2 separate regions of the Homo sapiens genome follow, and region 1 is linked to region 2. A link is an interaction called in ENCODE POLR2A ChIA-PET data of the cell type or tissue named here. Cell type or tissue: K562. All regions are shown on one strand. Each heading gives the region's core, and the rest is flanking DNA. Links, peaks and the distances in the headings are about the cores only. Region 1 has its middle 31 kb from the start of ZRANB1. Region 2 overlaps FAM53B (family with sequence similarity 53 member B).

The links. Peaks named below come from ENCODE experiments on the same cell type or tissue, not always from the same donor. Only the 100,000 strongest peaks of a DNase experiment are listed, where the experiment ranks them.
Region 1: POLR2A ChIA-PET joins it to region 2 with 9 read pairs; 4 of 35 experiments call an interaction of 5 or more read pairs at or near these places.

What each region holds. Positions count from the first base shown.
Region 1 is chr10:124,907,497-124,914,167 of GRCh38, forward strand. No RefSeq gene overlaps it. Among named protein-coding and RNA genes, the nearest start is that of ZRANB1, 31 kb to the right of the region's middle. In K562, for the core only: a CTCF peak has its summit at 3,823; no DNase peak of the experiment used is centred there.
Region 2 is chr10:124,720,611-124,727,281 of GRCh38, forward strand. The region is part of intron 1 of FAM53B (family with sequence similarity 53 member B); the gene reads right to left. Among named protein-coding and RNA genes, the nearest start is that of FAM53B-AS1, 20 kb to the left of the region's middle. RefSeq lists enhancers at 3,049-3,138, 3,189-3,278, 3,548-4,514. In K562, for the core only: no CTCF peak of the experiment used is centred there; a DNase peak (open chromatin) is centred at 2,931.

The sequences.
Region 1 (6,671 bases), core at 1,981-4,480, 190 kb after region 2:
TCAAGTGATTCTCATGACTCAGCCTCCAGAGCAGCTGGGATTACAGGCGCCTGCCACCATGCCCAGCTACTTTTTGTATTTTTAGTAGAGAAGGGGTTTCACCATGTTGGCCAAGCTGGTCTCGAACTCCTGGCCTCAAGTAAACATTCTGCCTCGGCCTCCCAAAGTGCTGGGATTACAGGTGTGAGCCACTGCACACGGCTGTCAGCATTGAAATGGGAAGATATTTGCTTATACAAACTATAAACTGGGTCAATATCCACTCTGAGGTGGTTCACATGGGTTAGACTTAGAGCATATTTGAGGTTGACCAGATGTCAACCCTGCTTCTCAGCTTTCCAGGTGTTCTCATTGAGACATGTCTTGCCCCTCAGTGAGTCACTCATTTTTCCCACTGTCTCCAGTCTGCCTTTCTCCTTCCTCCTTGCTCGGCAAATCATATTCACCTGCAAAACACAGTCACTGCCCATCTCTGTTTTCCAAGGGAACTGCATGGCTTGTCTCCTCTGTGTCCTATGCTGGGACATTACTCATTTGATTATTTGATATGGAATTTGCCTCTCTGTCCTGAAACATTCATAAAATTCAATTTTCCACTAACTTGACTAGGGTTTCTTCACCTTTTCTCTGTCACAGCCAGTTCAGAATAATTTTTAAATGCATGACAGAAATGAGATTACAAGGAAGCCAATTAAATTGAAATATAGTTATTAAAATGTTTTTAAAAATCTGTAATATTAATTGAAGTACTTCTTACTCACTTTTTTTTTTCTTTTTTTTGAGACGGAATCTTGCTCTGTTGCCCAGGCTGGAGTACAGTGGTGTGATCTCGACTCACTGCAACCTCCACCTTCCGGGTTCAAACAATTCTCCTGCCTCAGCCTCCCAAGTAGCTGAGATCACAGGCATGCACCACCACACCCGGCTAATTTTTGTATTTTTAGTAGAGACGGGGTTTCACCATGTTGGCCAGGCTGGTCTTGAGCTCCCGACCTCAGGTGATCTGCCCGCCTAGGCCTCCCAAAGTGCTGGGATTACAGGCATGAGCCACTGTACCCAGACATTTTTTTTTTTTGAGACAAAGTCTCACTCTGTCGCCCAGGCTGGAGTGCAGTGGCGTGATCTCAGCTCACTGCAGCCTCCACCTCCCAGGTTCAAGTGATTCTCCTGCCTCAGCCTCCCATGTAGCTAGGACTACAGGTGCACACCACTACATCCAGCTAATTTTTTTTGACTTTTTAGTAGAGACTGGGTTTCACCATGTTGGCCAGGCTGGTCTCGAATTCCTGACCTCATGTGATCCACCTGCCTCTGCCTTCCAAAGTGCTAGGAGTACAGGCGTGAGTGACCACGCTCAGTCCAATTGAAGTACTTTTTTTTTCTGAGACGGAGTCTCGCTCTGTTGCCCAGGCCAGAGTGCAGTGGCGTGATCTTGACTCACTGCAACCTCCACCTCCTGGATTCAAACGATTCTCTTGCCTCAGCCTTCTGAGTAGCTGAGATCACAGGCATGCGCCAGCACACCCGGCTAATTTTTGTATTTTCAGTAGAGATGGGGTTTCACCATGCTGGCCAGGCTGGTCTTGAACTCCTGACCTCAAGTGATCCTCCTGTCTCAGCCTCCCAAAGTACTGGGATTACAGGCGTGAACCACCATGCCTGGCCTGAAGTACTTCTTTAGTAACCTACTCAATAATGTAATATGATCTAAAAAAATCTATGATTTCTACTGGTGTCAGGGCCATAGATGTATTAATACTACCATAGTATGTTGACTACACTGACAATTGTTATAAATACTGCATTTCAGTTAAAAGTTAGAAGAAATAAAGATGTATTTTCTTTCCATCCAAGTTCATGGGCCCCTCCAGGGCATGGAGACCCTAAGTTAGGGATTGTCCTCCACTGGACTGTTGGCCCCTGTTGTAGATACAGCCTTACCTGTCTCTGAATTGCTGTTCTCAGCACAGTACCTGATATGGGGTCATTCCTCAGTAAATGTTACCTGGATTAAATGAAATGCAGAGCGAGGAAACCAACATTTATCAAACACTTAAGAGTATTGCCAGGCCTTTCAGCTCTTGTCTCTTTGGACCCTCAGTAACTGCCAGGGAAATATCACCCAGAATTTTTCAGATGAGGACACTGAGGACACTGGCACTCAGAGAGGACAGCAGGATTTCAACTCAGGGCTGTTTGACTCCAAAGTTCATGCTCTCTCTGCTCACAGCTTTGCCTCTTACAAAACTTCCCCAGATAAGATCACAAGCGAAGTTGTTTCAGATACTTGATGTTTCCAAACTTCTTAAAAAGATACAACAGCCAGGCGCGGTGGCTCACACCTGTAATACCAGCCTGTGATCCCAGCTACTCGGGAGGCTGAGGGAGGAGAATCGCTTGAACCCGGGAGGCGGAGGTTGCAGTGAGCCGAGATTGTGCCATTGCACTCCAGCCTGGGCAACAAGAGCGAAACTCCGTCTCAAAAAAAAAAAAAAAAAAAAAAAGACATAGTACTGGCTGGGTTTAGTGGCTCACGCCTATAATCCCAACACTTTGGGAGACTGGAGGATCACTTGAGCCCAGGAGTTTGAGACCAGCCTGGATAACATGGCGAAACCCTGACTCTATAAAAAATAAAAAAATTGGCCAGGTGTGGTGGTGCGTGTCTATAGTCCCAGCTACCCAGGAGGCTGAGCCTGGGAGGTTGAGGCTGCGGTGAGCTATGATCACAACACTGCACTACAGCCTTGACGACAGAGTGAGACCCTGTCTCAAAAAAAAAAAAAAAAAAAAAAAAAGAGACTCAATACAACTTCAACATTTTTTTTTCCTAATTCCGTAAGTCTAGCTTACAGGGATACTTAGTTGAAAAATCTACAAAAATTTCTTAGTCTGGATATAGAGTGACTGTGTTCCTATAAGCACAAATTTATACCCATCAAGATGAGACCAGTCCTAGCACAGACCAGGATTTTGAAATGTCAAACAAGCTGTATTTTCTCTGATGCTTCACAAGCATATCTGGTCCTCTCAGGAGAGATTTTTTTTTTCAGGCAGATTTGTGGTGGACATAGAGGAAGGTCACAGGATGGTACTATGTTCCACAAAACTGTGTCCTGTACTGCATGCATACAGATTAGGCAACATTATTAAATACGTTTATTTCCTTTCTTTCCTTCCTTCCTTCCTCCCTCCCTCCCTCCCTTTCTTTCTTCCTTTTTTTTTTTTTTTGAGACAGAGTCTTGCTCTGTCGCCCAGGCTGGAGTGCAATGGCGTGATCTTGGCTCACTGCAACGTCTGCCTCCCGGGTTCAAGCAATTCTCTTGCCTCGGTCACCCGAGTAGCTGGGATTACAGGCACCCACCACCACGACTGGCTAATTTTTTGTATTTTTAGTAGACATGGGGTTTTGCCATGTAGACCAGGCTGGTCTCGAACTCCTAACCTCAGGTGATCCACCTACCCGGGCCTCCCAAAATGCTGGGATTACAGGAGTGAGCCACCGCACCTAGCCTGTTACATTGCATTTTCTACTGTTAAGATGTTTTTTCCACTTGGGAATCATGTTGATCATACACAGAGAATGGAAGATACGTTGCAGTTTATACAAATGACATTTTCTGCAACGCGTCTGAGAACATGTTCTTGTAACAACTGAACATTTCTAACATTTCTTTTGAGGGGAACACCCATTTTATAACACTTTCTACTTAAAAGCACAGATCCCTCAAAGACCCTGAGTAAGCTGGATCCGTTACCATTTCCTTTAGCAGAGCGCCTTCGATTTCCCTTAGCTGCATATGTCCACCTCTGCGGGGGGCTCCACAGCCTCAGCCTGATCTTTCCGTCCTAGGCCTGATTATGGACTGCCAAGACTTTTTGGAGAAAGCAGTTTCTTGTCGCTCTTCTTTTTTCATTCTTCTTGATTTGCTTCCCTCTAACTATTGTCCCGAATCTCCTCCAGTTTCCAGAGCAACCCTCAGCAGGAGACTCTGTGCTTGATTCACCAAGGAGGAGAAAGGGTTTGAACTCCACTCCATCACCTCTGTCTCACCCACCAAAACCTCCCTAGAGCTGTTTTTCACAGCTTCCTCTCCTCGTTTCTGAGGAAGATAGGGCTTTCTTGCTTGCCAACACAAATCACTGTGCTCTGAATTTTACCTCCCTTCTGGATTTCAGTCCTTTTACCCCCTCTACATCTCTCCTCCATTTATAAAAGTGCTCAGAGATGCCCATTCTTTAAAATAAATACCTAAAAGAAAACAAAACCTTTCCCTTATTTTTGTTACTGCCCTAATCTAGTCTTATATCTCCTGCTTTCCTTTCACTGCCAGACGTCTTGGACTTGTGGTTTATAATCACATGGCTTCAGCTTTTGAAACTTGGCTTCTCTCCCTACCATCCTACTGAGAACTGTTCTCTAGAAGGTCACTGAGTCTCTTGTTTGTCAGATCCAGTGGCCTTTCCTCCGTTCTAATGCTCGAAATCTGTAGCATCTGACAATTTTTATTACCATGTGCTTCAGGCTCACTGTACCCTCGGCTTCCAGAACACCGTACTACCAGCTTCATCTCCTACCTTTCTGACCACTCCTCTTTTTTTTTCCTTCGGTAGTTCTTTCTTCCCCACTCCTGTGGCTTCCATACTAAATTCTACATAGAGAGCTCCCTGATGTTGATCTCCAGGATTGCCCTACACATTTCAGACCAGCATTTCCCCCACCAGCCATTCCCTTCCTCCTGAGTCCAGGATCTCCTGATTCAAGGGTCCACATCTCCTCTGACCCAGTTCCTCTCTTGCGTGTCCCACTGTTGCACATACTGCCGTCACTCAGAGTTCACGGACTTTTTTTTTTTTTTTTTTTTTGGTGACAGGATCTTGCTCTCTTGCCCAAGCTGGAGTGCAGTGGCATGATTATAGCTCACTGCAGCCTTGAACTCCTGGGCTCAAGCAATTCTCCCTCCTCAGTCTCCTGAGTAGCCAGGACAACAGGTGTGAGCCACTGAGCCTGGCAGGTTAAAAATTATTTTTTGTAGCAATGGGGTCTCATTATGTTGCCCAGTTTGGTCTTGAATTCCTGGCCTCAAGCGATCTTCCACCTTGGCCTTCCCAAGTGCTAGAATTACAGGCATGAGCCACTGCTCCTGGCCCACTCTCTGACTTTTGATTCTTTCTTCTGCCTCAGAGTTAGTCACTGGCAAATTCTGAACATTGCACTGTCTCCCATTTCACTCTTGGCCCTCCTTTCCATTCCCACAGCTACTTTGGTTTTAGGTCCTTGTCTCTTCTCTGCCCCTGTTTCTACTTCTGCCCTCATTTGTCTCACAGACATTCCAGGTAAAGGTGGGCAGCTCCAATACTGGCACCTTCCTGCTCAAAACCTCTTTATGGCTTTCTACTGTTAATGGAACTACAGATCCACAATTTTGCATGCAAAACTTTCACAAAAATGCAATATGGATTTATGAACTCTACAGTTAGTTTGGGAAAAACTGAAATGAAAGCCAGAACAAACTATCAACAAAACTATACTGTCTCTACCCTTTACTACAAAGGTTTTTTTTTTTTTTGAGATAGGGTCCTGCTCTGTTGTCCAGGGTGTAGTGCAGTAGTGCCATCATGGCTCACTGCAGCCTGGACCTCGCAGGCTCAAGCAATTCTCCTGCCTTGGCCTCCCAAAGTACTAGGATTAGAGGCATGAGCCACTGCACCCAGCCTAATATAAGGTTTCTAAGAAAAGGAAATTAAAAACCCCAAAAAGACAGTGGATACTTTTTCCAAATGAAATATTTCTCAGAGTCCAGATAAACATAAGTAGAATGTCAATTCGGTAGGTGTGCCAAACAGCCACCGTTCTGTAACTGTGACAATGCCCTCTGCTGTATTTATTGATGATATCTTTTTAATTCAAATATAGTGGAACATTTGACCATGGAATCAAGAGTTCTGTGTTCTGCTGGGCATGGTGGTATGTGCCTGTAATCCTAGCATTTTGGGAGGCAGAGGCAGGAGGATCGTTTGAATCCAGCAGTTCAAGATAAGCCTGGGCAACAAAGACTTTGTCTCTACTAAAAATTTAAAAATTAGCCAGGTATGGTGGTGCATGCCTGTAGTCCTAGCTACTGGGAAAGCCAAGGTGGGAGGATCACTTGAGCCCAGGAGTTTGAGGCTGCAGTGTGCTATGATTGCACCACTGCACTCCAGCCTGGGTAACAGAGTGAGATCTTGTTTTCACAAAAATAAAAAAATAAAAGAAATAAAGAGTTATGTGTTCCTGTTCGAATTGCAGAGTTAATTGGTCTAGCTCTTGTTAAGTCACTTAACATCTTTAGGCATTAATTTCCATATCTGCAATCTTTTGGGGTTTGAGGACTGTTTTGTCGGTAGTTCTCAATACTGGCTGCACGTTTCAGGTACCTGGGGAGTGGGTTTAAAACACATCCACAGGCCGGGCGCGGTGGCTCATGCCTGTAATCCCAGCACTTTGGGAGGCCAAGGCAGGTGGATCATGAGGTCAGGAGATCAAGACCATCCTGGCTAATATGGTGAAACCCCGTCTCTACTAAAAAATACAAAAAAAAATTAGCCGGGCATGGTGGCGGGCGCCTGTAGTCCCAGCTACTCAGGAGGCTGAGGCAGGAGAATGGCGTGAACCCGGGAGGTAGAGCTTG
Region 2 (6,671 bases), core at 1,527-4,026:
TGGATGAACAGTTAACAGCATGCCACCAGTCCTGACAAAAGCCTGCGTGGCAGGCAACTGTACTCATTCATTCAACAAACCCTTACTGAGTGACTACTTTGTGACTGCTGGGATGATGGTAGGGGCTGAAGACATGAACATACATAAGCCACAGTCCCCTCCCATGGAAGTGAAAACTATTAACAACTGATGGATGAGTGAAATAAAAACTAAATTAAAATGCACTAAAAGGCAGAGGGTATTATTAAAATATCTTGATAAAAATAGCATGATAAAATAACTGGGACCGCTAAAGTTCAGAAATCTGGGCCGGGTGCGGTGGCTCACACCTGTCATCCCAGCACTTTGGGAGGCCAAGACGGGCGGATGGCTTGAGCTCAGGAGTTCAAAACCAGCCTGGGAAACATGGCAAAATCCCATCTCTACCAAAAATACAAAAAAATTAGCTGGGCATGGTGGTGCATGCCTGTGGACCCAGCTACTCGGGAGGTTGGGGTGGGAAGATCGCTTGAGTCCGAGAAGCGGAGGTTGCAGTGAGTCTGGATCATGCCGCTGCAGTCCAGCCTGGGGGACAGAGTAAGAATCCATCTCAAAAAATAAAGTTCAGAAATCTGCATCACAACCTTCATGGGATGGGTGCAAAGTCACCCTGCAGTCTCTCCCTCCCACATCCTGGCAGGTCCCCTGCCTGGACAGACTCTTACTCGCTTCAATTATTAATAAATCAACAAACTACTGACTAGAACTGTGATGTTCACGAGGCCCAAGTCTAGCAAGTGCCGGAGGTGGCATCCACATCCACAAGGCCCCAGCAAACAAGGCTGGCAGAGCCGCACTGCAGGCTTCAGTTCTAGCTGACCTTGTCCTGCAGGGTATGGCCTGAAGGTCACAGTCTGTAAGGGAGTCTCCCCAAGCGACGCCAACCACACCCCTGGGCGAACCTTGCTTCCAGAGACCACACTGGGCCAGGTCTCCTTTTGCAGAGCTTACTTATGGGAGACAGTAAAGGAGTAAGACAGCTTCCTCAAGACTCAGCAGAATCCAACTTAAAGTCACTTGCCTTTCACAAGGGGGAACAAGTCAACCTCTAGAGAGATGAGCGTAAAACATAACCTGCCTGTGTCCTCGTGCGGTTCTATCCTCCTTACTCACTCTCCCTGTGAACACGTGTGTGAGTGCCAAATCAGCCTGCCCTGCAGACTGTCCTACTCATGAGCAAAATAGTACATATCGTATCGTTAGGCACAGCCAAGATGGGAAGTGGCCTAACCGCCTAACAGGAAGGACAGGATAAATACACACTGCAACACCATGCAAAGGACGAAACGCAGCTTTCTAAGAGGCTACGAGAATATGTGGAAGCTTAAAAAATTTTGATCTCATAGAAGTAAAAAGCAGAACAGAGGAGACTAGAGGCTGGGAAGGGTAGGGGGAAGGCGGGGAACAGGAAGAGATTTGTTAAAGGATACAAAATTACAGCCAGATAGAAGGAGTACGTTCTAGTGTTCTATAGCACTGTAGGATGACTAGAGTTAACAATATTATGTAGTTTCAAATAGTTAGAAGAAAGATATTGAACACTCCTGACACAAAGAAATGATAAACGTTTGAGATGTTGGAAATGCTAATCACCCTGAGCCGATCATCATACATTATATGTGTTGCAACATCACTATGTACCCCATAAATAAGTACAATTATGTGTCAATTTAAATTTTAATTTTAAAAATTAAAAAAAAGAAGGCTTTGGGAGCCCAACACATCCAAAGAGGAAACCATCTTCAGGTATAGTGCTAAGTAGAAAAGCAAAGATCAGAACAGTGGGTATATTAAGCTCCCATTTGGGTGAAACTAAATAAATAATTGTGCCAATAATACAGAAGTCCTGGAAGGATACAAAGGAAACTTAACATAAAACCTGTCTTCAGGGAGCGGAAATGGGTAGCCGGGAACAGAGATGAGAGAAGACTCTTCAAGAAATGGCTTTTTGTATGTTTTCAATTTTGAACCAAACGAGATATTGACTTTCACAAGAAATAGGTAATACTTTCTAAAATCAAAAATATAAAAAATACTGTATTTTTATACACACATTTGTGTGTGTATATATCTGCATATTCTTGCACATGCATATGGAATATCTCTGGGAGGACAAACAAGAAAATGACAACAGGAGCTCCCCCCAGGAAGGAGGGAGACGTGTAGCTGGGGACAGGGATGAGGAAACTGCTTTTCACTGCTGAGTTTGTACACATGCATGTACTGCCTATTCTTAAAACATTCTGGAGTTCTCCAAATACCACATGCAGTTTCCTGCCTCCAGACCTCTGCTCATGCTGGTCTCTCAGGCTAGAACTTGCCACCCACTTCCCCTGCTCCCTGCTGCCCTCTCAGCCTCCAGACTCTCTAACCTCATCTTTTAGACTCAGCTCAGGTGTCACCACCTCCAGGAAGACCTCCACACTCCACACTGAGTCAGGTCACGCCCTCTGCCTCTGTGCAGAATGCAGAGCTTGAATCACAGGGCCATGAAATGAACCAGCAAGCTGCCACCCCTACAGACTGTGTGCTTCTGGAGGGCATGAGCCCAGCCTCAGTCCCCTGAGTCCCCAGAACCTGGCACAAAGAGCTGCTCAGGAAATGTCTGCTGAAACAAAGAACACAATCACCACGTTAAGTCAAGTCTCAACATTCTTGGTGCCAGAGATACTGAAATCTGTCTTGCTTGCAGGGGGTTTCCGATAGCTATCAAAATGTTGTTAACACTAATTCAAAGCACAGCACCTCCTGATTCACGGAGGGGCTGGGCTCAAAAGTTTTCTGGGTTCCACAGTAGCAGAGCATAACAGAAAAACACAGTGACCAGCACAAAAACCCCTGTATCTGATCATACTCACACCTCCTCAGGAACCTGAAAACACTCATCAGAGTTTCTGTGGGCGGGAGGGTGGCCAGCAGCCCTCTCACACCCAATCATGGGAAAACTGAGAGCCCAGGGCCCTGCCCTAACAGCTTTGTTTTCTGTGTTCTGCTTTTAGGAGGAAGAGTCTTGCTGCAGTCAGGGCCTGATGTGAGGCGGGCAGCACTTGCAGGGCCGGCCCTGGGCCAGGCAGAGCCTGGACAGCCCAGGCCTCTGCAGGAACCCCAGTGGGACAGGGAGGGCCAAGGTCCTGGGAGCCTCCACAGAGAGCAAAATGGGTCAATGGGAAGATTATATACACATGTGACGCTGCGCTCCTTAGAACAGACTTTTACTCAGAAACAAAAAGTATTTCTAGGTGACTGTAGTTGAACCGGCAAATCTCATGTACTCCCTGTGTTGTGCTTCTCTCTGGGCATTATTTCCTCCCGGTATCAGTCTCGTCCCAAGTCCAACACGCACTAGGCTGGCTGTGCTAGGGACTGAGGGAAGAAGGCAGGTGATACATAACTAAGTTCACGCAAACAGCAAGTGTTCAATTAGGTTTCCCACAAGGCATAGTGTGTCATACGATAATAAATCCACAAGGGCAGAGAAGTGAGCCTGGAATTCCAAGTAGGGAGGTAAAGATCTGGGGAGATTTCCTAGAGGAAGCGGCATGAGTGTTGGGCAGGAGTTCAATGCCAGAGATGGGGTGAGGGTATTCTATTAGGATGCTGCTAAATGACATGTCTGACACTCCAGCAAGCTAGGGGGACGGGGCTGGGAGTGGAGGGCCCCTTCCCAGCTTTTGGTGGAAGGAGCCTCAGGATGCCCAGACAGGTCAGCTGCCACAACATCGGCCAGTGCCAGCGCCAGCGCCCTCACAAGGCCCAGGCAGGGGGAGCTCTGCGCACCGGACAGCCACAAGCCGCCACCCTGCTCTCTGCCTCCCATCACTCTGCTTCTCTCCACCTCTCAGAGGTCTGCCCTCCCAGAGCTGTCCTGCCTGAATAGCAGGCAAACAAGCTGAGCTATGGGGGCGGGGTAGGGGGGCACAGGCTGGTGGTTTACTCAGCTGAACAAAGCCAGGTGACCCAGGGGATTCTAAGAGGTCGTCCCAAACCTCCCTCTTTTGTAAATGGCAGCATAAAGGTAGGAAGCTGCAAAACGGTTATTTCCATCCCCCAATATACCAACAGCCCCAGCCGTGACCCAAGCAGCTCGCCCAGAATGCCCACAGACAATACAGTAATTGTGTTCTCCCTTGGGGAATGGGAGTGGCCACACACAGCCCCATACGAGAATGTCACGATCATCTCAGACTCCCGAGTTACAAATATGTGATCAAGGCATGTGCTGGGCACGCGCTTCCCACGTGTTTTCGTGGATATGAAAGCACAAGGGCCAATGTGCCCAGCTGCTGGGGGCTGGGAGCTGCAGAAGGCAGAGTACTGGGACAAGGAGAAAACCACACAGAAACGCTCCATTCAAAGCCATGACTGAGTTAGTGTCCCCTTGTTTCTGAGGAGCGAGAGTAGAAGGGGGAACACTCCTTGACAAAACAAAACTGTGAGGAAAACTTCAAGGCCAGGCAAAGCCAAAGCCTGCCCGTCACCTCCCAGTGACTACATCTGGAGCTAAAGACACAAGACCCAGCAGTGATTTCAGGTTCACTCTGGACAACTAAAACCCCCAAATGAGAGGAAACCACCACTAAGCACTTAGATGTGAGCATGGCTGACTGTATGGACTTCAACGCACCATTTCCTGGCTCTGCACCTGCTTCCCCAGATGGGTCCCAGGGTCTCTCACCTCCAGCAGCCCCGGCTGGGCTCAGGTGTCATCAGGGAAGGGAAAGAAAGGGTACAGCAGTTGATTCTGGACATGGTTAAGCACTCTATTTCCCACCACTGCACGGAGACACTGATTTCAGGGCACCTGAAACAAAGGGCGCCCAGCCTTGGACTGACGGCAGTGAGTGGGAAGCTTCATGAAGCATTCCCGAGTACAGGGTAACCTGCTGTGTCCATGACAGCTCTGTCAGCTCGACCCAAATGCGGCCTGTCTTTGGTGAGAACGGGTAAAATCAACCTATCTGGGAAACCAAAAGCTCAAAACTCAAAATCGCCAAGGCTGCCTCCGTTAGTATCTGGGTTCCAGGTGGAGGGTGGAAACCGAGATGGACAGTGGATGGTGTGTGTTAGTGATAGAATTACCTAAAGGTAGGAAATAAATGTGTCTCCAACTATCACGGTGAGAGTGTGAGGACAGCTTCCATGAAGATGGCTGAACGGAAAACAAAACATCTCCGGGAATCTAGTCTCAAGTTTCCCAGAAAATAAGATGCAGTGGGAAAATGAAAGGAAAGACGAGCCTCATATGCCAGGCAGCCAAGACCCACACAGGCCAACCCACATCCTTGCTGGGGGGAACACTGGGGTACCTGGCACCTGCTTCAGCAATGTGCACTGGTTCTCCAAGCGTGGACCCGGATCAGTAGAGAATTGCCTGAGAACTCATTAGGAAGGCAAAGTTTCAGTCCCCGACCCCAGACAAACTGCATGAGGGTGGGACCCAGCAGCTGTGTCTAGTAAGCCCTCCAGGTTGAGTCCGGTGGTTCCTAAAGTTTGAAAAACACATTTTTAGTGGATTTGGTACCTAGAACCCTAGTAACTGGGAGGACAATTTTGCACATGAGAAAATCAGGATCCATAAAAGTTGAGTTTCTTGCAAAAGCCATGAGGTCAGAATTGGATGGGTGGCCTACTACCCACCCCCAGCATGTCCTCTGGCCAGGCCCTGGAAATCTAAATCTAGGTCAAGATGATCCTTGGCCTTCAGGAGCTCCAACAGTCCCTAGAATGCACTGAAGGAGAACAGTGGCATCGTCAGAGCCTTGGCCTAGCAGAATCAGAGGCTGAACCAACCACCCAGGTGCACAATGCCCTGACCAGTAGGTGAGAAAGAGGCAGATGAGGATGCCATGTTTCTGCTGCAAAGGAAAGGCATGGGAAGGGCTTTCAGGCAATGGATTGACAAGCTACATTTCTCAAATTCAGCAAACCATTTGGAATGACACTAAGAATCCCAAAGGTTGACTATGCGGTGAAATACGTGTGAGAATCAGAAGGAAACAAAAAGTCACAGAACAGCTGCCATACGAAGAGATAAAAACAGGGTTGAGTGAAAAAGATAAATGATAGGAGGGATTGCTATTAGATATTTGAAGAAATACGAAGAGAACACCTCAATTCTTTGAAAAATACTAATTACCATCTGGCAAATCTTTGCTTTACTTCTACTTGCTGTATTGAGTCTCTGTCAAAAGAAAGAGCTGAGATACATGTTTCATCTACCCTAAGAAATTTCCGTCTAACACCAGAAGTTATCTACTTGGTACACAGCAGCTAGGCTGCCTGTCATGAGAATTTAAAAATTACATCTTTATTTGTAAAAATTCCCTTGCAATATCTATTAAAATCCAGAAGGCACTTTTTATTTATTTAGTTACTTATTTATATTTGGAGACAGGGTCTCACTCTGTCACCCAGGCTGGAGTGCAGTGGCACGATCTTGGCTCACTGCAACGTCCGCCTCCCAGGCTCAAGCGATCCTCCCGTCTCAGCCTCCCAGTTGCTGGGACCACAGGTGCATGCCATAACACCCGGCTAATTTTTGTATTTTTAGTAGAGATGGGTTTTCTCTACGTTGACTAGGCTGGTCTCAAACTCCTGGGCTCAAGCGATCTGCCTGCCTCAGCCTCAGGAAG